Regions from separate parts of the Mus musculus genome. Here all the other regions are linked to region 2. The links are chromatin loops, found by intact Hi-C in ENCODE. Cell type or tissue: heart. All regions are shown on one strand. Region 1 holds the start of Srprb (signal recognition particle receptor, B subunit). Region 2 holds the start of Nphp3 (nephronophthisis 3 (adolescent)). Region 3 holds the start of Uba5 (ubiquitin-like modifier activating enzyme 5).

The links. A loop is a pair of places that touch in the nucleus more often than their neighbours do. Peaks named below come from ENCODE experiments on the same cell type or tissue, not always from the same donor. Only the 100,000 strongest peaks of a DNase experiment are listed, where the experiment ranks them.
Region 1: a loop joins it to region 2, with 6 times the contacts of the local background. A loop is called at or near these places in 5 of 42 quality-filtered maps.
Region 3: it touches region 2 in a loop (8-fold over the local background); 6 of 42 quality-filtered maps call a loop at or near these places.

Annotation. Positions count from the first base shown.
Region 1 is chr9:103,198,296-103,206,295 of GRCm38, reverse strand. It overlaps Srprb (signal recognition particle receptor, B subunit), which reads left to right and starts at 4,231. Exons shown (of 7, transcript NM_009275.4): 1 at 4,231-4,384; 2 at 4,915-5,009; 3 at 7,430-7,507. The coding sequence starts at 4,237. In heart, no CTCF peak of the experiment used is centred here; a DNase peak (open chromatin) is centred at 4,165; H3K4me3 peaks cover 1,484 bases; H3K27ac peaks cover 1,000 bases.
Region 2 is chr9:103,999,756-104,007,755 of GRCm38, reverse strand. Nphp3 (nephronophthisis 3 (adolescent)) reads right to left here and starts at 5,212. Exons shown (of 27, transcript NM_028721.3): 1 at 4,595-5,212; 2 at 2,917-3,042; 3 at 2,150-2,300. The coding sequence starts at 4,975. Gm33054 (predicted gene, 33054) reads left to right here and starts at 5,397. Exons shown (of 2, transcript NR_168653.1): 1 at 5,397-5,454; 2 at 5,722-5,996. In heart, CTCF peaks have their summits at 4,527 (motif pointing left) and 5,608; a DNase peak (open chromatin) is centred at 5,225; H3K4me3 peaks cover 2,712 bases; H3K27ac peaks cover 2,168 bases.
Region 3 is chr9:104,059,717-104,067,716 of GRCm38, reverse strand. Uba5 (ubiquitin-like modifier activating enzyme 5) reads left to right here and starts at 4,596. Exons shown (of 12, transcript NM_025692.3): 1 at 4,596-4,925; 2 at 7,278-7,323; 3 at 7,410-7,499. The coding sequence starts at 4,771. It overlaps Acad11 (acyl-Coenzyme A dehydrogenase family, member 11), which reads right to left and starts at 3,993. Exons shown (of 20, transcript NM_175324.4): 1 at 3,814-3,993. The coding sequence starts at 3,956. In heart, no CTCF peak of the experiment used is centred here; DNase peaks (open chromatin) are centred at 4,076 and 4,616; H3K4me3 peaks cover 2,486 bases; H3K27ac peaks cover 1,584 bases.

The DNA.
Region 1 (8,000 bases), 800 kb after region 2:
AACAAACAGACAAACCTAGAGGGAGCATCCATAACAGGACTTTCTAGGGCCCATCAACAGTACGATGACACAGCAACTTTTTTTTGGTTTTTCGAGACAGGGTTTCTCTGTGTAGCCCTGGCTGCCCTGGAACTCACTTTGTAGAGCAGGCTGGCCTCGAACTCAGAAATCCATCTGCCTCTGCCTCCCGAGTGCTGGGATTAAAGGCGTGCTTCACCACTGCCTGCCTCAAAACTTTTTTTCTGTGCCTCACATATACTAGGCAAGCCGCTCTTAGAATTTAGAGATGACTCAGCACTTATGAACATATGCCACTTTTGTAGAGGGTGTGGGGGATTCAGATCCTGGCATCTACACTATTGCAACCACCTGAAATTCAAACTCATGGGATCCAACACCTTCCTTTGGACTCTCTGGGTACTGCACTCACAGGCACAAAGTCATCCAGACACACATGCCCATACGTACATGCATAATTAAAACAAAATATTTTTAAAAATTTAAGTTATACTTTTTTTATAAAAAAGTATTGAAGACCCGAGGAGGGCCAGAGAAGCGGCTCAGCATCTGAGAGCATTTACAAACCTCAGGACTCACATGAGAGCCCACAGCCTGCACCCTCACATGTACAGACTCACACACACACCCCCCACGCCTACACATACATGCATCATTAAAATAAAATATTTACAAATCTCTCTAATTCCATTTCCAGAGGATCCAATGCCTCTTCTGACCTCTGTGGGTCCCTAAACCCACAAATGGTGCATGCGAACATCCGTATTTGTGTGTGTGTGCATTTTAAGACACGTTCTCATTTTATCCAAACTGGCCTCGAACTTGCTGTGCAGCCAATGATGCCCTTGAGCTCCTGACCCTTCTGCCTTCACCTCCCGAGTACTTAGGATTTCAGGGTTCATTACCACCCGTTCTTTTTTTGTTTAACTTAAGAAACCTTTATGCTGTCTTCCATAATGGCTGTAGTAAGCTACATTCCCACCAACAGTGTAACAGATTTCCCTTTCCTCTCAGCACTGTTTGGTATATTTCTGACTTTTTTAATAGTGACTATCTTAATGAGTATCAGGTAGTATCTCATAGCAGTTTCCATTTTCATTTTCTCACTGGCTAAAGACATTAAGCACACTTCACATTCCTCCTGATAGTTTGCAACATGTGGGAAAAAATGTCTCTTCAAGTCATTTTTTAAATATTAATTTTTATTTTGTGTATGTGTTTGTATACATATAGGTACGCAATTTTCTTTTTACATATGATGACAACAATCTTTCGTCCAACAACTTTTTTTTTGTTAGAAAGGATGGTTGTGAATAGCCCTGGGGCTAATTATATTTGATATTAATTCCATTCTCCTGTGAGGGGCTGCGAACAAGGAATGAGTCAGCACTCAGGTGATTTCCTGTAAACCTGCTTCCCACCTTAATTTGTAAAATAAAGAAGAGCTGATGATTGGGCAGATAAAAGGGAAGGTGGAGTGAAAGGTGGGAGAGAGAAGAAGAAAATGGAAGAGGGAGAGGACGTAGAGGAGGAGGAAGAAGAAAAGCAGAGCAGAAGCACATGGCCTGGAGAAACTGCAAGTTCTAAGGGGTCTCATAGATGTGGAAGATGGTAGTGTAGTGGTAGATCTGCCCAACCTAGGTGCACAGCATGTATTCATATTAACTGTGTTGTGTTTTCATCGCCGGGGTATATTTGGGATGGAGATTTACCAAAACAAAGGATGATACAAAATCTCACACTATGTAGCCAAGGAATTTACTGTGTAGGTTAGGCTGTGTTGTGGTTTGAATGAGAACATCTCCATAGCTTCATACATTTGAACGCTTGGTCCCCAGTTGGTGAAACTGTTTGGGAAGGATTAGGAGGTGTGGCCTTGTTGGAGGAGGTGTGTCACTGGAGTGAGCTTTGAAGTTTTGAACACCCACACCAGGCCCAGTTTCTTATTCTCTGCCTCTGAATCAGGATGTAGGCTCTTAGCTACTGTGTCAGTGCCATGCCTGCCTGCTGCCACATCCCCTACTGCGACACTCATGAACTCAGCCTCTGAAATATAAGGAAGCTCTCGATTAAATGCTTTCTATGCTTTCTTCTGCCAGGCGGTGGTGGTGCATGCCTTTAATCCCAGCACTCGGGAGGCAGAGGCAGGTGGATTTCTGAGTTCGAGGCCAGCCTGGTCTACGGAGTGAGTTCCAGGGCAGCCAGGGCTACACAGAGAAACCCTGTCTCAAAAAAACAAACAAACAAAAAAGCTCCCAATTAAATGCTTTCTTCTGTATTGGTCATGGTGTCTTTTCACAGTAATAGAACAACAGCAACTATATATTTTATAGTCATTACAACCTACATATTTTAACTTCTAAATATCTCAGAAATTTTACCCTGTATTTCACACTTTCAGTGTTTGTTTGTTTATTTATTTATTTAATGTATGTGAGCACACTGTAGCTGTCTGCAGACACACCAGAAGAGGGCATCAGATCCCATTACAGATGGCTGTGAGCCACCTGATGTGGTTGCTGGGAACTGAACTCAGGACCTCTGGAAGAGCAACCAGTGCTCTTAACCACTGAGCCATCTCTCTAGCCCCGGATTTCACACTTTTATCCTGTGTTAGACTCCAAGTATCTTTTGCCTAAATACGACAAGAGACTCCCATTGATTCCCCCAGCCTCAGTCTTTTCTCTCTCCAGTCACAGTTCTCCACAGATCTGCCAATTATCCATGTCACCTTCAGCTTATTGTTATACTATGAGTAAACTCTGAGTTCTTCAGCATAGCACACAAAACCACTCCCAGGTCTGATTCCTACAAACTTTTCCAGCTGCCTTTCTGCCACTTTTGCTTCCATGGACAATCTAATCATTCTTATACATAGCCTGTAGCCAGCGACTCAGTATCTGGCGATGGTAAGGCCAACGGAGTGGCCCTCTCGAGTGGGCTTCTTCTCACCTGCCCTCTGCCTTTTGAGGATGTATGGAAATCGAAATCACATTGCGAACCTTCCAAACTCAAACTTTAACATCTTTGTTTCATTTCCTACCCAATCACTCACTGCCACACTAGAGAGGAAGGGAATGTCTCATTTCCTCTCTTCCTGGTACCTGCAGGAGTTGGGGTTTTATGTGGCAGTGCGACATTTTAATGAATTTGTTTAGCCTTTAAGTGACATCGACTTTTCCTGTCATCTCCCAGGCAGACCTGTACTTAAATACTTTAAAATAATGACAGCTACTTAATGACAGAGGCTGCAAATGGCCCTCGAGGCTTGGCCACTTCTGACTCGCAGAGATATTTTTAAATTGAAGCTCACATTTTTTTTTAAATGTTTCGATTACCCGATGAAATCTTAAGTAGAAGAGTTCCCATGAAGATCTTTTATAAATAAGTCCTCTTGAGAAACTGAAAAATGTTGTCTACTCTGGGCCTCTCAAATGGCCTACCTGGTTGAGTAGGCCTGCTTCCTTTGGGTGGGAATGATCAATCTATCGTCGACACCTCCACATCCTCCCGAGCACTGATTTTCCTGATTGCTTTTTAAAATGCAGTCATTTTTTTCCGTGCTGGACGTGTCAATGCAGGACACAGAATTCCCGAGTTTCCCACATGTCATTGGCTTTTACTCAAGCTTCTCTTCCGTGCGTCTTTTTCTGTTTTCTTTAGTTGCCGGTATAGGTTAATGCATCCTCCAAGATTCAGGTCCATCTCTAGCTACTTTTCTCTGACCTCATAAAGGACTTGATGTGTCTTTGTGGATTCTCTGTGACTCCATCACATCTTCGGTCACATCATACTGTGGTAAAATCTCTCATAAATTTCATCCCATGTAACGGCCGAGTAGAAATCCTCACCCTCAAATGAAGTTTTGTAGCCGTTAATTTTGCTAAAAGTCATCATTCTTTCAAAAATCGAAATGAAATGGGAGTAGAGGGGTGGGTTTGACCAAAAGACATCATATTCATTTATGAAATTCTCCAAAGATAAAAAATTAAAATGCAAAGAAAAAAAATTCCACAAAGCTATACATGTCTCAAAGCATGCCGATATGAATACACTCGCTAACTGGGTTGTAGAAACCAAAAAACTCCAACTCCCATCAGGCACTTAGCCGAGATACCCCTAAGGGACTACAACTCCCGTGATGCCCCGCGCCCCACCACGGCGTGGAGCCTAGAGCCACGTAACTTTGGCGGCCCGGGAAGACTACACACCTCTTTCATGGCTTCGGCGAACACCCGGCGAGTTGGCGATGGCGCCGGTGGCGCCTTCCAGCCTTACCTCGACTCCTTACGACAGGAGCTGCAGCAGAGGGATCCGACGCTGCTCTCCGTGGCGGTGGCTCTCCTGGCGGTGCTGCTGACGCTGGGTGAGGCGGCCGGCATTCACGGCGAGGGCAGGGTGGCTCGGCGCCGCAGGCCAGGGAGGCGGACGGCTGCGTTCCCTCTTCTACTACTCGTCTTCCAGACCCAGCAGTGTGGAAAGGGGACGCTGAAGTGACCTGGGTCTTGGGACAGGACTTACATGAGGCGGCCCTGTGCGCTTGAGCGCTGCGGCCGCCATCGTTCATTCCAACTTTGAGCCACTTGTGTCTGAACTGGGCTCTGAGATACTGGGGTACTAAGGTAGAGTAGAAATCCACCAATCAAATGTAGCAAGCCACTAATTTTTCCCAGATCCATCATTCTGTGTATACTTTTAGTCTCCACATTTGGATGAGGGAAATAGACGTGAAAAGGTTTACAGTTGATAGTGGCTGGCGCTCCGTGAGTTCCTAACAAAACTGACTCTAATCCGTGTGACAATGAAAGTAGTCCAGATGGACGCTTTGTTTTTTTGTCGTAAATGCCTACTAATAATGTCTTTAGAAAATGAAGGCTGCCTTTCTCTTCTCTGCAGTGTTCTGGAAGTTCATCTGGAGCCGAAAGAGCAGTCAGAGAGCTGTTCTCTTCGTTGGTCTCTGTGACTCTGGGAAAACGTTGCTGTTTGTCAGGGTAATGCTTTGATTTTCACCTCGGTTAGACTTAAGAGGGATGGGTAAGGCATTTCCGTAGCCCTGTCATCTTGCAGTTTATTTGGTACAGCAAGTTTAGGACATGTTTTTAAAAATATTTTTTTTTCTTTTTAATTATATGTATGTGTGTGGGTATATGCACATGAGTGCCTGTACCTGTAGAGGCCAGATGTGTCAGATTTTGTAGAGTCGGTCTTCAAAGCTGCCTGATGTGGGTGCTGGGAATTGAATTCAGGTCCCTTTGCTAGAAGCAGGATGGGATCTTATCCAACTTAGTTGAGTCTCCAGCCCTGGGAGTTAATTCTTTTTTTTTTTTTAAGATTTATTTATTATTATATCTAAGTACACTGTAGCTGTCTTCAGATGCACCAGAAGAGGGAGTCAGATCTCATTACAGATGGTTGTGAGCCACCATGTGGTTGCTGGGATTTGAACTCAGGACCTTCGGAAGAGCAGTCGGTGCTCTTAACCACTGAGCTATCTCTCCAGCCCCCTGGGAGTTATATAAAAAAGACTCTAGGAAAACCTGTAAAAACACACACACACACACACACACACACACATACACACACGATGCTGTTAGAATACGTGGTCTGGGGATGGGGAGGTGACTCAGTCTGTTTTCTTGCCTGGCAAAAAAATGAGGGTCTGAGTTTGGATCGGTGGCACATACGTGAAAGCCAGGTCCAGAAGTTCTTGTCAGCAATCCCAGGGCCTAGGAGGTATGGATCCCTGGAATTCCTTGGCTCACCACCACCCATGCTAGTTGGTTTTCTCCCCGGGTTCAGTGAGAGACCACAGCCTCACAAAAGGTGGCTGGCTGTGTGGTGGTGGTCCATGCCTTTAAAGCCAACACTTGGGAGGCAGAAGTAGGAGGATCTCTTCAAGTTTGAGGCCAGCTTGGTCTGTAGAATGAGTTCCAGGACAGCCAGAGCTGCACAGAGAAACCCTATGTCAGGGAAAAAAAAAAAAAAAAAAAAGCAAAAACAGTAAATAAATAAGGTGGAGAAAGATTAAGGACTCCCGACATCAACCAACCTTCAGTGTACATACACCTGTTAAAAAATGCATTACCAGTTTCTTGGGCTACTCAGAATATAATGGTTATGGACATACATTTTTTTGTTTGTTTGTTTGATTTTGTTTTTTTCCAGACAGGGTTTCTCTGTATAGCCCTGGCTGTCCTGGAACTCACTCTGTAGACCAGGCTGGTCTTGAACTCAGAAATCCACCTGCCTCTGCCTCCTAAGTGCTGGGATTAAAGGCCTGTGCCACCACTGCCTGGATAGACATATATTCTTAAGTGTAGCTTGCGTTCTTATTCTTTCTTTAAACAATCAATAAAGGATAAAGGAAGCCCAATAACTTTTGCTGATTTCTGTGACTTAAAATAGTCCCAGCATGGCTAGTTCTGAGCAATCCAGCATTATCACAATCATGACAAAAATTACCCTCCTTCGACAGTCTTAAGCTAGAGAGGCCTCCCTTTACTAACACTTAGTTTTATGTAAGCCAGTGTATTTTAACTGAACATGTTTTACTATGGAGAATTTACCCTCTTCCTTTGGAGGGTATAAATAATAATAATAGTAGTAGTAGTAGTAGTAATAGCTATTATTATTTTAATTGTGTGTGTGTGTTCATTCATGTGTGTAAGGGCTGGTACGTGTGAGCCTTGGCACATCTGTGGAGGTCAGAGGACCAGAAGTGTTGGTCTTCTCTCATTGCTGTGCCAGGCAAGCTAGTATGAATTTCTGGAGATTGTCCTGTCTCCCTCCCATTTTCCCCATAGGAGTACTGGGCTTGTGAATGTGTGTACTACTAGATCTGGGTTTATGTGGGTTCAGAGGGGCTGAACTTAGGTCATCAAGGTTACACAGGAAGTGTTATGTCCACTGAACATCTCCTGAGGCCTTGAGTTGGTTTTGGTGCCTAAAATCTTTACAGGTCAGTAATTTGGCCCCTTGCTGTTGTTTAAAAATAATACTAATAATGTTGGGCCCAGGGTGCCACTTTCTGATGGCACTGCAAAAAGAAGGAATAAAGCTTGTAATTAATTATTATTATTATTTGGTTTTTCGAGACAGGGTTTCTCTGTGTAGCCCTGGCTGTCCTGGAACTCACTCTGTAGACCAGGCTGGCCTCGAACTCAAAAATCCGCCTGCCTCTGCTTCCCGAGTGCTGGGATTAAAGGCGTGTGCCATCACTGCCCGGCTGTAATTAATCACTATTCTACAAGTTAAAAATAAAGCAGTATGATCGTTTTCAGCTGTTTCAAGTAGCATTCGTTCATTTGACCTTACTCTCCACAGAATGAAAATGTCATTTTTTACATTGCATTCAGTGTTATTGTAACTCGCTTACCCTGATTTGTCTGTCTTGGTTTTGTTTTGTTTACAGTTGCTAACTGGCCAGTACAGAGACACACAGACTTCCATTACCGATAGTTCTGCCATATACAAAGTCAACAATAACAGGGTAAGAGGTATCTGGAATGTTCTAGAATCTGACACTCTTCTTTACTAAGTTCTACTGTCATGTGTGTTGCTGACCCAAAGCAACTTGGGGAGGAAAGGATTTAATCTGTTTACACTCCCGGGATGTAGTTCATTGTTAAGGGAATTCAGGGCAGGGTCCTGGCAGCAGAAGCCATGCAGAAATGCTGCTTGCTGGTTCACTCTTCAGTTCACTTAGCTAGATTTCTTCATAGCTCCGGACTACCTGCCTAAACATGGCGCCTCCCACATTGGACTCAAGAAAATGACCCATAGACATGCACACAGGCCAGTCTCATGGAGGGACTTCTGTTGAGGCTTCTCTTGCATGGCTGGAAGCTGTGTCAAGTTAACAAAGCTTACTGGGGCACTGTGGCTTGTCAAGGAAGAACCTTCTTGGATGGAGTAGTCTGAAGATGTAGGTACCTTTTGTGTAGCTTCATTTTACGTAGAACATATTCTGTATAACAAACAGA
Region 2 (8,000 bases):
TGGAGTGCAATTGGTAGAAGGAGAGAATTGCTTCTCACAGATTAGCTTCTGATGTCCACATACATGCACTCCTACCCACATGCACACATACATATACACAAAATAAATAAATTAATAAATTTATTTAAAAAATCAAAATCAGGGACTTTAAAGGCAACACAAACAATTCTAAAAATCTACCTGCAATTGGACATGTATGTATCAATTAAAATGAGAAGGGACTTTTCTTTTCTTCATGAGACTTAGCTCTCTTGGAACTCACTATGTAGACCAGGCTGGCCGCAAATGCACACAGATCTACCTGCCGCTACCTCCTGATTGCTGAGATTCACAGGGGATAGCATTCTTCCCGGCTTATGAAGGGACTTTGAAGGTAGCCGATCAACAGGGCACTGATACCTTGTGTCCTTCAGGTTTAAATCAATGTACCAAGGAGAAAGACCAAAAAGGGAGCATCGACTTGTTTCTGTTAACTTGCCAAGACAACTACAGTAGCTTTGATGCATCTGAGCAACCAAAATGGAAGCAATCCATCCGGCTCTGTGGCAGCAGGAGGGACTTTCGCAGCTGCTCTTGGCCAGTCAGAATCATTGCATCTTTTTCTCAAATGTTAGTAGTAAGAGTCCCAAGATGGTGGCCACAATGCAATGAGAATATAATGAAAACTAGGGGGGAACTGCCAGTTGCTGTATCTTTCTCCCAACAACATCCCTTTGTAAGACTAGAACCCAACCCTTATAAATAGGAGGGCTACAGCAATTTCTCCTTATACCTACAAGAAGCGTTTCCTTTATCTCATATTAACACCGTTGACTTTTTTTTCTTGAAACATGGAGAATGCCTTCAATTCTTGATTTTTTAATCACCTTTTAATAGAAAAGTGTTTTATATGTTTATTATAAAACCAAAGCTTTTTGAGTGACTCACTGAACTAGGTTGGAAACAGTGAGACCACAATTGTTACAAAGTTGCATAGATGACATCACTATATGGGAAACAATCTGTGGACAATATAACTCCATGATGCCTAGCTCCCCTTCCCACCTTAGGTGACACACTTTAGCTGACACACATCTACCTATCTATTGATTACCCTTTGCAGTCTAGGTTGGGCTTTGGCCAGAGCCATTTGAGCAGAGGGAATTGTATTTCAGATTGTGCCTTCAAGAAAAGCAGGGTGTTTGTCTACCTGTGATGCTATTTTTTTAAATAGTTTTCCAAATGTGTGTGCATGCGCATAGGCATGGACCTGTGGTTGCCCTCGTGTGGAGGTCAGAGGATGGCTTCAGGAATCAGCTGTCTCCTGCAGCTTTGTGGGGGCTCAGGATACAACTCAAGGTCATCAGGCCTGGGTGAAAGTGCCCCTCACCCTGTAGCTACCTCACAGGTTAATCTTGACTGTTAAATTGATAGGGATCTCTAGACTAGGCTAATTGAGATAGCAACACCCACCCTAAAAGTGACCTGTTCCATGACAGGTTGGGGGTCCCAAACTGTATGTATGGAGAGGGGAAAGCAAGCTGAGCACAGGATCCTCGTTTCCTAACTGTAAAGGCAATGGGATCCGCTGCCTCATGCTCTTGCTGCTGTGACAGCCTTGCAGTGACGGGTGTGGCCTTTGAACCGTGAGCGGAAACGAGACCTTTCTTCTTAAGTAGTTTGTTGCCAAGCAGTTTGTCACAGCAACAAGAAAAAACAGCATGCACACTGTACCTTCTTTTTTCCTTTGGAGAAAAATGGAGAATAGGTACTTTGGGTGGGGTGAGGGGGTGAAAGAGACAGACAGCACAGAGAGAGACAGAGAGACAGAGAGACAGAGAGATACAGAGAGAGACACACAAACACAGACAGAGAGACAGATAGAAAGACACAGAGAGACAAGAGAAAGAGCTCACACATGAGTGTGAACATGCATGCAAGCACCCCATGGACTAGGATGGATGGCAGAATACAATAACAAGAGAAAATGTTGCTCCTGACATCATACACTTAGAGGAGATGATGTCCTGACAGCTGAGAGAGACACAGAAGGTCTCCCATTTGTAAGAGCAGAGTAAGCACTAATCCTGCACACAGAGAGCAAAAGGATGACTGACCATCTCGAGCATCCATACAGCTCTGTGGAAAGTGGGACACGAAATGAGCTCACCAGTGACATCTGTGCAGTTGTCATCCGAGTCAGACTCCCCAGGGTCGAACACTTGGATCCCCTGAGCCTGCAGCCTCTGAAGTTTGCTCTCCAACTCTCGCTTGGCCCTCAGTAAGTCCTGAATTTCATTTTCTTTGGTTTCCCTAAAAATCTTTTTAAAAGGTAGAGTTTAATTTTGAAACGTTTTTTCCGTAATCACAGAATTGTGCCACCAAGTTTTCAGGGGGGGGGGTAAAAACATTTATTCATAAAGTCAAAATACATTTGGTTCTCAGTCTCCTCATCTGTAACAGAAATACTTCTTCGGACCCTCATTTTATTGTTCGCAGTGGAACCTGCTGGAAGTCTGACAGCATGGGTGTGTGTGACATGGGACACATTTGTTTCCCTCATACCAAATGCGAAACAAAATATCCCCAAACATTTCCAAAAGTTTGGTAGGTCTAGCTCTACGAGCTTCACAGCTGTTACTTGATTTATCTATGTTCCGCAAAATATCAGATGAAAAAAAGTTTTTTTGGTTGCTGTTTTTTTTTTTTGTTTTTTAAATCAAGACAGGGTCTCATTATGAAGTTTGGGCTGTTCTGGACCTCACTCTTTAGACCAGGCTGGCCTCAAACTCACAGAGATCTGTCTGTCTCTGCATCCAGAGTCCTGGGCGTAAAGGTATATGCCACCACACTTGGCTCTAAACACTTTTGAAAACTAGCTTTTAGTCTATGTCACTTAGGGGAGGGTGGGGATGGGAAGAAATATCAAGAATTTACCTTGAATTGCCTTTTAACCCTGTCTCTGTCATGTTCAAATGTGACCGCTCTCTCCATGGCTTGGTATTTTGCTTCTAACGCACCCTCTTTTTCCCGAAGTATCTTCTGGTAAGTTTTCTGAAGTGCCTGCAATGATTCACCTTGTTATCACCTAACAAAAACGGCCTTTCGTTCACATTTTACATTTTTACATACATGTTTACGTATGTTGGGATCTCTACTCTCTCTACTCACTCTCTTATCAATTACCAGGCACTTCTATGGTGTCAACGATTTCAAGCAAGATAGAAAAAAATGCAAACATTTTTGAATCCTAGTAAACAGGTTCTTCAGCAATGAGCTCTCAACGGAAATTAATGCTTTTTCTTTGAAATACTGCACCAGCACTAGGATTTTTCTATGCTTTGGGTTTTTAAGAGAATAAGACACGCAATTTGTAAGGTTTAGCTTGAAGAATAGTACGTATGAAGGTTCCTGTGCTCCTTGGCATTATATATTAATCATTTTACTCTTCTCCTGAGCCATTCACCGTCTGGATCCATCAGAGGCCTCCAGTAAATGTCAACATGGCTGAATGAAATAAATGTGAGGGAGTTTTCTCACGATGATGCAGGTAAGAAAGGAACAACAGGTTTCACAGGGAATTGGAACTGCTGATCTGTGATCTGTGACATCTGTCTGTCAGTCCTCCCTGCACTGGCCTCTTTATCCTGCTAACCCCTTCTCCCTGCAATTCACATGGTTCTTAGTGGGCAGTGGTGCACATACATGACATCATACACGAGGGACACGCAAGTCCACTTTATAAGGGCAAGCACATTGGTCTCCCAGTAGAAAGTGAGGCGAGCAGGGAGCTGAGGGTGAGAACAGCTTCCCAGATAATATGCTAATAGCCCAGCAGATTCTGAAGGGCTTCATAGCTTATGGGAATGATGCCCTACTAGAAGGAAGGAGCCTTCTTTTACAAAAAAATCTGTGATGTTTATTTAAGTTCTGATGTGCCGGGAGCTCTTGGGCTGTCAGAGATCCCTCTCACAGAAAAGAAAGGTATAAACAAATGACCACCAGAGAGGCTCCGAACCCACGGCATATAGTCCCATATTTTTACTCCGAGAAGTTCTGCTTTACCTAGTATCCGAATGAATCAAAGGCGATCTGTTATAAGGCCTACAATAGCATTGCAGTAACTGTTTAGTCCATTAACTAAATGGACTAAGAGAGTTTGAGTACTCTCAGGGAAGACTTTTAATCACAACAGTTAAAAACCATAAAATCAGGAGGTTTCCAGAAAAATTCCTATCGTATCATTAAACCCCAGAATCTGCCGAACTTCGCGAAGAAAACTAACCCAAGAACTCCATTTTGGAGATACCTAAAACCGGGAGGAGTTTGTGTGTAGTTGCTCTGAGAAATTTTTCGACTTCAGGACTTGGGTTGATTCAACGTGTCTTAATGAATGAACCGTAAATTGAAAGGGGCAGGGGAAGATGCTGATAAGAAATTAGTTTACACTCAAATAATGATTCCACATAAAGGAGGAGCAGCTTTTGCACAATTTAGAAAACAACTTGGTTTGTAGCTGGGGTAGGATGGTGGTGCCACCAAGCGGCTGAGCGGTGCGCTCGGGTCTCAGTTTCCTCAGAGCCTCCCGCTTGCGACGCTCTCGGTCCCGCGTTACCTGCAGCTCCGCCCGCAGCCGCTTGTTCTCCGTGTCCAGCTTGGCCTCTCGGCGGCCCATGGACAGCAACTCCTGGTTCTTGCTGACCCGGAAGATCTCATACTCTTTCTTGAGCCGCTCGAACTCGGCCGCCGCATACTCTAGCTCGGGCACAGACGAGCCGGTGGACTTGAAGCTGGCGCCCAGCAGCCCGCCGCCCCCTGCCGCGCGAGGCAGCGACCCGGGCCCGGCTCCCGCGCCCCTGCGGAACGAGCTGCGCAGCAGGCGGGCCTTGGGTTTCACTTCCACCGGGATCTCGCAGGCCTCGCCGCCGCCTGCCCCGTACGTGTCCTCGATCACCTCCCCGCCAGTGGGACTCACCAGCGACGAGGCTGTGCCCATGATGCCCGCGGCCGGCTGAGGCTGAGAGTCGGCTGGGTGCCAGGAGGAGGCGGGACCAGGAGGGCGGGGCCTGTCAAGCGGGGCGGAGCGCCGCAGGGAGAAACCAAAATCAGAGAGGAGCGTGGCCAGGAGCAGGGAGGTGGCCGGGGCGTGGCCAGGCCTTAAGGGCGGGGCCTAGATGGTGGGGCGAGGTGCTGTAGAGGAGAGGGCGGAGTTTGGAGGGAAGAGCGGAGCAGTAAGTGAGCCGGGCCTGGTGATTGGGGAGAAGGGCGTAACGTGGCAACTAGAGGGGCGTGGTGTTGAAGAAGAGTGGCCGTCTTGAGAAGGGGCGGAGCCATACTTTCGGGGCGTGGCCGAGCAAGCTGGGGATGTTAAGGCTAACAGAGAGGGGTGGGACGTAGCAGCGAGAGGAGGTGTGGTCAGTTGAGAAGAGCAGTGCCCAGAGAGAGTGTCGGGCCAGATTTTAGGGTCGTAGCCCGGTAAGTGGGGCGTAAGGCAGCAGCAGAAGAAAGAGAAAACCAGTCAGAGAGTCGGAGAGGTGGTCCTGGCTGGACAACGAGAGGGGGAGTGGCCAGGAGTCCTGTGGGGCGGAGCCAGGCTTTGGGGGCGTGACCAGACACGCGGGGGCGTGCTCTTCTGAATGAGACCAGTAGAGGAGCTGGACAAGGGAGGGTTGAGAGAAATGAGACTCGGGAGGAGAGGAATGGGTATCACGGAGCTGGCGGCCCTGAGAACTTGCTTTGCAGGAGCAGGCGGCAGGACTGAGCTGGGCAAGCTGGGCGGTACCAGGAGATCCGGACATCCAGAAGGGAAGGTTCCAGACTAGGCCCAAACCTACAAGCTCTGCTCCCTCTGCGTGAACTTTGTCTCAGTGAGCAAGAACTAGATCACATACCCATCTGCCCCCGCTCTGCCGCAACTGTTTCTGTGGTCCTGACTAAAGGGCTCTTTTCTGGAGGCAGTTCAGTGCCTAGTGTGTCTCTCAGGAAACATGTAATAAATAATGCCAGCCAGGAAAGAACTTCGAAGCATCACCACTTGAACCCCCCCACCCCCGCGACCCTTCTCTCCCCCCACCCCCATCCTTGATAAGCTCAGGTTTTATAACGCCTGGCGATAAGGATGCCAGGGACCCTATTCTAGACGGAAGAAAATTGTTAAGTACAGGGTTTGCAGGAAGGGAACGCGTGCTACTGTTCCAAGTTGTCCTTGGTCTGCTAACTTATCTTCCTGCCCATCCCAGATTGGTACCCCAGGTTAGAGGGGACAGAAAAGTGAGCAGTGGCTTTGACTCAACACTGTTGTGAGCTGGGTGCTGGTAATCTTTATACTTGCCCTTTTCTTAGGCAGTCTCCGAATGCCAGCCACTCTCTCTGCCATCATCCTCATTACCGGGAGCCTCATTACCCAAGGGGGATATAATCTTATTCCAGTGCTTGCTTACTCCATCCCCAGCTGTAAGAAATCTGGTAGCATTTTAAGCATCAGTCCATGCAGAGCCTCCTTGGGCTGACCTAAGATAGTCTTTGGTGGCTCACTCCATCCACAGGCATCCCTAGGATTCTTGGAAAGCCAACTCTGAGATGTAGATAAGCAAGCAAGATGTCTACCAGAGAATGCTGGGTAGGTACCTGGGGCAAGGCAGGGGAATCAGTGCAAGGTTGCTCTGTGCAGCATTCCCAGCAAAGACCTCAGCCAACCCTGCAGAGACTTTTGAAGCTGGGACGGCCCTGGGGAGTTGTCCTAAGTTACCTTGGAGCTAGAACTTCAAACTTTTACTTAATCTAGCCATCTGCTCTCTTTAGCCGGTGGAGACTGATGGCTGAGAATAGTCTGCTGTCAGCACTGTCATGGCTGACATCCAATCTTTCACCCTTCATATCTATCACAAAGCAAACAGCCTTTCCTCCAAGGAACTCTGGGAATGCTGGTCCGTTTTAACTCCCACCCCACCCCCACAAATGCCCTGAACTCCTTCCCTCAAATTAGCTGGTCGTGTTTTCTCTGACCTCTTAGACACCCTTCTAGCCTTTGGACTCTCCTAAGTTGAAGGATTACATATTGATTTCTCCAGTTAGTACCATGAGATCCAAAGGGAAACATTTGCTCTATCAGAGTACCCAAAAGACTGCCCTAGGTTCTCAAAGCCTTTCTAGCTGCTGATTTCTGAGGTCTGTTCCTTCAGAGATTTGAGGACCATTCTCTAGATTTTCCTTCCTTCTCTTCTCTTCTCTTCTCTTCTCTTCTCTTCTCTTCTCTTCTCTTCTCTTCTCTCCTCTCCTCTCCTCTCCTCTCCTCTCCTCTCCTCTCCTCTCCTCTCCCCTCCCCTCCCCTCCCCTCCCCTCCCCTCCCCTCCCCTCCCCTCCCCTCCCCTCCCCTCCCCCTCCTCTCTCCTCTCCCCTCCCCCCTCCCCTCCCCTCGAAACAATCTCCTGCAGCCCAGACTGGTCTCAACCTTTCTTTGTAGCTAAGGATGACCTTAGACTTCTGGTCCTCCTGTGGGCACTACCATCCTACTTGCTGGGGTCCCAGAGTGAGTTCACAGGAGAAAGCCACTGGTCCACCTGGGCTCATCTCTCTGTTTCCTAGCTACAGATGAAATGTGAGCAGCCTTCTCATAGTCTGGCCACAAGGCCTTCCTGCTGAGAGGGGCTGTACTCTCAAATTTTGAGCCAAAATAAACCCTTCCTTCTTCCCTCCCTTCCACCCCACCCTCCCCCTCCCTTCCATCCCCTCCCTCCCCCTCCCTTTCACTCTTTCCCCCTTCCTTCCACCCCATCCATCCCTCTCCCTTCCACCCCACCCCCCTCCCTTCCACCCCATCTCTCCTCCTCCCTTTTACTCTCTCCCCCTCCCTTCCACCCCACCCCTCCCTTCCACTCCTCTCCCTCCCCCTCCCTTCCACCCTATCTCTCCCCCTCCCTTTCACTCTCTCCTCCTCCCTTCCACCCCTCCCTCCCCCTCCCTTTCACTCTCTCCTCCTCCCTTCCACTCCATCCCTCCTCCTCCTTTTCACTTCCTCCCTC
Region 3 (8,000 bases), 60 kb before region 2:
GCATGCATTTATTCAACTTGCCACATCTCCTCATTCTTAACAAATAAAATGGAGGTATTGGAACAGTCCATGTGTGTCTGAATAACTAAGAACATCCATTTTATCCACATGTAGAGTGACCTTGAGCAAGTGTTTATTCTGCCTAGATCTCAATTTCCTCATCTGAAAATAAATGCTTCTAAATGGGAAAAAAAAAGGAAAATATTTCTGAGGCAAGAGACACACATATCTTTCTGATCTCAGTTTTACAGGATAATGTCAAGTGTTGGTAAATGGTTACTATACAGACCTATACCTTAATAAGACTTAATGTTTCATATCCTAACCAATGCTGGGGATTATATATATGTGTATATATATATATGTGTACATATATGCATATATTTATGTGTATATGTGTGTATGCATACACATAATACATATATGTATTTACACATACACACCTACACACACATATAGTGTGTGCACATGTGTGAACATGCATACCACCATATGCATAAGGAAATTAGAGAACAATTTTGTGAAGTTGTTCAAGGACAACTTTGAGCTTCTAATATTATTACCTCTATCTCCCAAGTGCTAAAATGACACATACCATCACAAACTATTCCTGGTTTATATGGCCCTGGGGATTGACCCTAGTTTCATGCATGCTTGGGGGCACTCCACTTACTGAGGCAGGCCCACAGCCTGCTTGGCAATTTCCTTACAGAAAGTTGTATTTCATAGGGGTAATTATTCCACCACAGGCTCATGTCATCTTTTACCTGTGGATCTTCCAATTTCCCCCAAGTTGGTTCTAAGTGTAAGCACTGTCAAATAAGTTCTACGGGTATTTTGTGAACTCTCTATCTCATTAACATATCTGTCATTTTAATTCAGATTTTGCCACGGCACTCTGGTTGAGTCAGCCTGTCGGGCAGGGATGCCTAAAAGCTGCTCATGAAGCAAAAAGAGTTTCACAGAAACTCGCTCCTGGAGTCTGACGTGCTCTCTAAATTTTCCATTCCCACGTTAGTCTAGTGGATGGATCCACGTGCTCTCTTTATTATAAGTGCCTTTTAAGATTGAATTCTGACATAGCTAAAGCCTTCCGCCAGTGTTCCAACAGTCCTAGAACGTCCTTGAGCTAGACAGTGACATTCAGAATAGCCTCTGGTATTACACTATCAATAAAAGCCAAGTGCTCCCATATACAGGAATTTACAATGGTTTAGGAAGTAGATCGGGCTGTGGTTTTAGAGTATTGCATTATTCATGAGATGGTTAGCTAGAACGGAACTCCCTAGTTAGAACCATGACTTGGGTGTGAAAGCCCTAGCCCTAAGAGAGTAAAGACCTCACACCTGGCTTCTAAGACTATAGCTGAGTTACACCCATACACACGTATTTACAACGGCCTAAGGGGAAGGTGGACTATACAATAGACTAAAATAGGAACTATGGCAAGGGCATGAAGCCCTTGACCCTGGCTTCTAAGATTAAGTGAATCTTAGGTGGAGCCCTTTTTGATCCCAGTTGTTAACAATGAATTCTATCCTAGGTGGTTCTCGTTAGACCTTTTGTGTTTGCATTCTTCTGTTTTATGTAAGATTCCGGTTACCTCATTTGTACCTTGCGAATATGTCACCCAACTTCCTTATTGTCTTCTGCATAAAAAGTCTGATGCTCGATTTGAAAAATACATGCAGATTCCACACGACCTCTCCTGTGTGTGTCTGTCTGTCAATTCATCCTACGCTTTGTCCACCCGTGACTAGAGACCTGTTCAGACAAAGGGGCCCAGAGGGTCTTCGACAAGATTTCCCACTCAGTTTTTTTGTTTGTTTGTTTTGTTTGGAATGTTTCTGTTAACCTTTTGGTTTCACATAAAATTTAGAAGCAGGTTTTTTCAAATTAGAGAAAAAAACCAGAATTTTGATTAACATTGCTTTGAATCTATAGATCAGTTGGAACAAAGAGCAAAATTTTTCAATCCTGACTTTTCCTGCTCATGTATGTGACTTCTAAGGTTCTTTAAAAACTGCTAATGAGGTTTTTTTTTATGTTCTATACAAAGGTCTTGAACACCTTCTATTAGGTAATGTTTTGGGATGTTTTTATTAGAGCTTTTGGGTGTCATTTTTCAACTGTTGCTAAGATATAGAAATGCAAGTGATTTGTACTCTTAAGTTTAACAAACTATTACCTATGTTGCTCTTGGCTTTTCAACACACAAAACAAGTCGTTTCTGGATAGCATTTCTTTGCTGTTTTAATCCTATTAAAAAGTTGCATTTATATTGTCAAAATGTGTGTTTTCCCCCTTTATATTTATTTATTTGGTGGCACACGTGTGGGGGTCAGAGGACAACATGCAGGATCTGTCTCTCTCTTTCCACAATGTAGTTTCCAGGGGGTTGTCTCAGGTTGTCAGGCTCAGCAGCAGGTGCCTTTACCTGATAAGCCATAGAACTGGTCTAAACTTTTAAAAGATTCCTTTGAGATTTTTGTGGCCTTACTATTTCTCTCTCTTTCTATCTATCTACTTTTATTTTTATAATTTTTCATATGTCCTGAAAATGAATGTGTTTTCTCTGTTGAATATGTACATCTATGTTAAATCAAGATTATATAACATTCCTGGAAAAATAGTGTTTGAAACCAAGGATTGCTACATAGCCCAGACTGGCCTCAAATTCACAATCATTTTTCCTCAGCCTCCAATCTCCAGGGATCTTTAGATTGTTGGGATTAAAGCCATGTAGCCCTAGGTTTGACTTCAGAAGTACTTTTTTTTGTATCACAACTAATTTCATGTATTGAGCATGATTTTGGTGAACATCAACTTAATTCAGAATTATTTTAAGTCTGCACAGGACCACAGTAATGTGAACATATATAACCTTTATCTGAAAGCAGGACAATAAGCTGGCCAAATTCCACAGAGTGAACTAATCACTGAAATGTGAACTTTGACCTGCTTCAGTCTGTTTACAACACAAAGTATTAAGTTTAGAAGTGTCAACTATTACTTATTCCACCTCTCCACGGATATTTCAATGCTTAAGTCCTTTCACCTAAATCACTTCATTTCTTTATCAAGACTAATGGATACAGGCAAATATTACAGGAAAGGAACTTTGATCTCTGAATTTATGTTACAGTTAAATCCCCAGATAGAAAGGCCAGGCACAGTTTACTGAAACCATATGAAATGGTTTTATACTGGAACTGTATAAAAGTAAAAAAAAAACAAAAATCAAAAACCAAACAAAAAATACCCTCTCTATTTACAAAACACCAGACTAAAACCAGATTCACTTGTCAGTGGGGAAAGGTATTCTTGGAGTCACCTCCTCCCGTTTAATTCCCTTGCTTCAAGAACTTAGGCCTTAAGTGGTGCTAAAAACAGTGAAGTGGAATGTCTAGAATCGAATTGGTATATTTTAGCTGGTATTATTAACCTAGCCCCAGGTGACTAAGGTCAATTAAACAAAATGGCACCAGCCCCTCAGAAACTGATCTTTAGATTGTAGCACAGAAGGTCACAGAAGATATCTATTAGGAATTCAAGAGTGTTCAGCCGCAACACTCTCGGTGAATTAGACACATAATTTTAGTCCTTAACAAGACTGCACTGCATAATGGATACTGCACCTCTGCTCCTGCCCTCTAATTCAGACTAGCCTGGGATTCGAGTACAAATTATCCAGGAAGCATCCTTGCAGGGAAAGAAATCCCGACCGGGCAAATGAGACACCCACCCAGGGCCAAAGGAAGCGAAGCACCAAGCACAGACATGTTCCCAGGAGGCAAAGGCTATGGTTGATACCTGTATTGAGTAACAGTCAGCACAGCCCGGGAATCTGACCCAAAGCCCGGCAAGTGCTGATTCAGGTAGGCCTCCAGGGACCTGAGGTCGAACTTGTGCTGGGGTAGCACTTCCACGGTGTCACTGGTGACATCCGTCTCCATGACCGCCACTGTTGTCACCGAGGAATCCACAGACTGTACGGAGGTTGCGCCAAGGCAGAAAGGAGACCGGCACTTGGGGGGGGGGGGGGGGGGGCGTGGTCGGGCGGGGCTTAGGAGAAGCCAATCACCGGGACTCTGGGCAGTGTTGCTGCAAAGCCATGTGGGAGGCGGAGTCTGGGACTCGGAGTCTGGTGGAGAAATAAAAGAATTGCCTGTTGTGGGACCAGACTTAGAATTTACCCTCAGCGTCAGAGCTGGAGTCCTCAGTCTTATAGAAAAACAAGGTCGCAAACGTGACTCTGGCGAATGAAGACAAACAGCTGTCACCCTAGACTAAGGACGCGCCAGCGGAAGACCTGTGCGGTCCGTGCAAGAAGAGAGTCCGCCAGAACCTTGAGCCTGCATTAAAAGACCCTGGTGTTTCTCATGGCCTCCTAGATAGGAAAGACGGAATGGCCGTCGACTTGATCTGGACACATATGATGCTGGCTCTGCTGAGACCTGGGTCTTGGTTCTAGAGAAGAAAGCTAAGTGTTTTGAGGAGTGTTTTTATTTATTATTATTATTTTTTTTTTTTTTTTACCGAGCGGAGCGATGGCGGCGGCGCACCGGAAGTGGCACGCCGGAAGCCCGGTGGGCGTGCCGGAGACGTGTCTTACTGGGAGCCTTGGAGCCGCTTCGCCGGTGTCTGGACCTGGAAGGCTGTGTCTGTTCCTCCTGCGCTTCGTGGGCCCAGCGAGGCAGCGTGGGGAGGCGGCGACGACGGCGACGGCGGCGGTCCGGCCTGGGATCGGAGGCCACCGGGAGCCCAGCCATGGCCGACTCGGTGGAGCGGCTGCGACAGCGGGTTGAGGAGCTGGAGCAGGAACTCGCCCGGGAGAGAACCCGGCGCTCTGGAGGGGACGGCCACTGCGGCCGGACCCGCATCCAGGAGATGAGCGACGAGGTGTTGGATTCCAATCCCTACAGGTGATCCATGACGGGGCGGGCAGGGCCACGCTCCGCGCGAGGGATTCAGCCGGCCTCCTGCCGCTCCTTTCCTGCTGTGGAGGTCCAGTTCCCAGATGGGCAAGGCCATGTCTTATGCTAGTCAGAAGATATTCTTCACCAAGCGAGTTGGCTCACGATTCATCGTAGCATTCGGGAGGGTGAGGTAGAGGGGGTTGTCGTGAGGTCCAGGTCAGTCTGGGCTACAGGAGTTGTAGGCCACTTTGGGCTGTGTAGTGAGACCCCTTTTTTTCTGCAAGGAAGGAAAATAACATTTTATTAAAAAAAAACAAACAATCCAAGCCATCCATCCATATGGTGGAGCTCTTCTGCCTGCTGTCCTGTACCCAGTTTCCTGTCACCATTATCTTTATTAGTCTACCTGGCTCTGCATCGGCTGATGCATAGAAAGCTCTGTCAGAGTATAATATCTCATGTAAAGTCGCCGAGGATAGAGCACCGTTTCCTAAATGCCTCTTGGTGTAACTTAGATGGAGCAGGGTGAGGGAGAGTTAGTTACTAGGGTGCTCACGAATATCCCTGAATATTGGCTTTGCCAGGGCTCCTGACCCCTCCTCTTTGCTCTCCTTAAATGGGCTTAGAAGATTGAGTGGCTTCACTTCTCAGCTTACTGAGTAGTCAGTAACTTAGAACGGTTTCTAACAGCTGCTGAACTTCTGGGTGAGATTGTTCCCTGTAAGTGGGGCCACAGGAACGCCTGTTTCCGCCATAGTTCTGAAGACTGAAGCAGTTTATGTGCAGTTCTTAGAACAGCAGTCGTGCATGGCAAACCTCGTAGACGACCACAGTCGGCAGCATGCTGTTAGACCTCCCGTTACATGTATGTTTCTTCTCACCACGGTCCTAGGGGATTGCTGATCATTTTCTCTCATCCTGGAGGTGAGAAAAGTGTAGGGAGCTATTTTAGATGGACTGCAGTATACAATAGAATCTGTGGCATTAGGTCCCTCCCCAGCAAGTCTCTAAGGCTATAAGCAGTGAGGCTAAAACCTGGGTAGTTTTAAACGTAGGTAAAGTTCCAGAAAGAGGACTCTGTGGGCTATGGGTCTAGAGACACTCTTGGGTGGTGAAGTTGGTAACGCCTGCATGTGAGTGTACGTAGACATTTCTGAGAACTGCTGGAGTTAGGTTGAGTGAGTGCAAACATGTAGGAGATTAGGCATAAGGAAGATGCAGTTGCTGCCTGAGGAGTCAAGGTTGTGAAAGAAGGGGAACTGCTAAAATACCCACCCAGCAGTGAACAGTTAGGATCTAATCAAAAGGACAATGGCTACTGAGACAGGAAGTGTTTGTGCATCTGTGATGGACATTTAAGAGTGAAGACTTCAGAAGACTGAGAAGCAAGAAGTGAAAATACTAGAATAGTGTGTGCAGCTCTAAATAGGGTCACATAGGGTTAAAGTGGAGAGGCGGGGTTAACCAGAGGGCTGCTGACAGATGTCTAACAACCACAGGTCCATGTGTGCAGTAAAGATCAAACACACAAAAACTTTAATGTGTTATATAGGTATATACCACAGTGTGCACGTGTGCACACATAAATACACACTTATACACAATAATAGAGCAGATGAGTACTGCTTCTTAGAATCCTTGGCAGACAACAGATATTCCCCAATGCAGATATCCTTCCTTTTGGGCAGAGGCCGTGAGCTTATTTCATTGTCTTTATATACTAACAAAACAAGGGAAAACAATGCCATTTCCCTTTGATCTTTACCATTTAAACCATTAGGTGTAGACCTTGACTACACGTTAAGATAAAGAAGGTATTTTAGAAGAACAATACAGTTTCACAGGTAACACGAGAATTCATGGTTTTAAACCTAGTGATTTACCTAGCAAAAGGTAGCTTTTGAGTTCAGCTAGTCATCAGATTTGCTGTGTTTCCCAGGCTGGCTGTGAATTCCTAATCCTCCTGCCTCAGCCTCTAAAGTGCTAGGATTACAGATACATGCCACCATGTCCACCTAGATTCCACCTCTTTTGAAGTAGTAATGATTGAGTTTTGGTGATTGTTTCCTTTGATGGAGCCTGTCTATACATATCACTGTTAGCTGAAAGATTGCAAGCTTAGGCTGGAGAGCACTGGCTGCTCTTCACAGGACCCAGGTTTGATCCCCAGCACCGACGTGGCAGTTCATGCATAACTCTAGTCCCAGGTGATCTGCCACCCGCCTCTGGCCTCTGTAGCCACTGCATATGTATACCTGCAGTACTGCATGTATATACCTGCAACTCACCCATCCGCATGAAAATAAAGATGAATAACAAGAATGCAAATGCTCTAAATTTGTTTTGTTTTCCTTTAAGCCGTCTGATGGCATTGAAACGGATGGGAATTGTCAGTGACTATAAGGTATGATGACCTTGATTTCGGGAAATGAGACTAATTTCTAGTGACAAATCTAACAGTATTAACAGGTACCGTTTTGTGTTTCACAGAAAATCCGTACCTACGCTGTAGCAATAGTAGGTGTTGGTGGAGTTGGTAGTGTGACTGCTGAAATGCTGACAAGATGTGGCATTGGTAAGGTAAAAAGATTTCTCTTTGCCTGTCCAGTAGGAAACTGTTCACTCCGGGAGCAAATCAGGTACAGAGTAGCACTCTATTGCCTAATCAGTGGTTATGGTTTCTGTTATATTTGGGTAGCTTGCTCTTCTCTAGAGGCCGAGTCATAACTTTCTCCAGACAAAGGCTCATATTATTACTAATTCAACAAAGGGTACTTAATTGTGTCCAGAAACTTTGGTTTAGGGCAGTGTAATGTGTAAGTAATTTGGAATTATTTTAGATATAGAATCTGTTAGAAATGGTTCTGGGGTCACTCCCAAAATACCACGTTATCTGTAGCATTTTAGCAAGGCACAAAGTTTACTTCTGCAGGAGGGTGCATAGCCACGCCAAGTCAAGCAGGCAAGCTCACACAGTGGGGATTCTGTTGGGTTTTTACTCCTGATGTAAGGGCTCCCGTGCCCCACTGTGAGTGGTCAGAGTTCAGCCTCACACTCTGCACAGTTAGCTAACTCAAAATG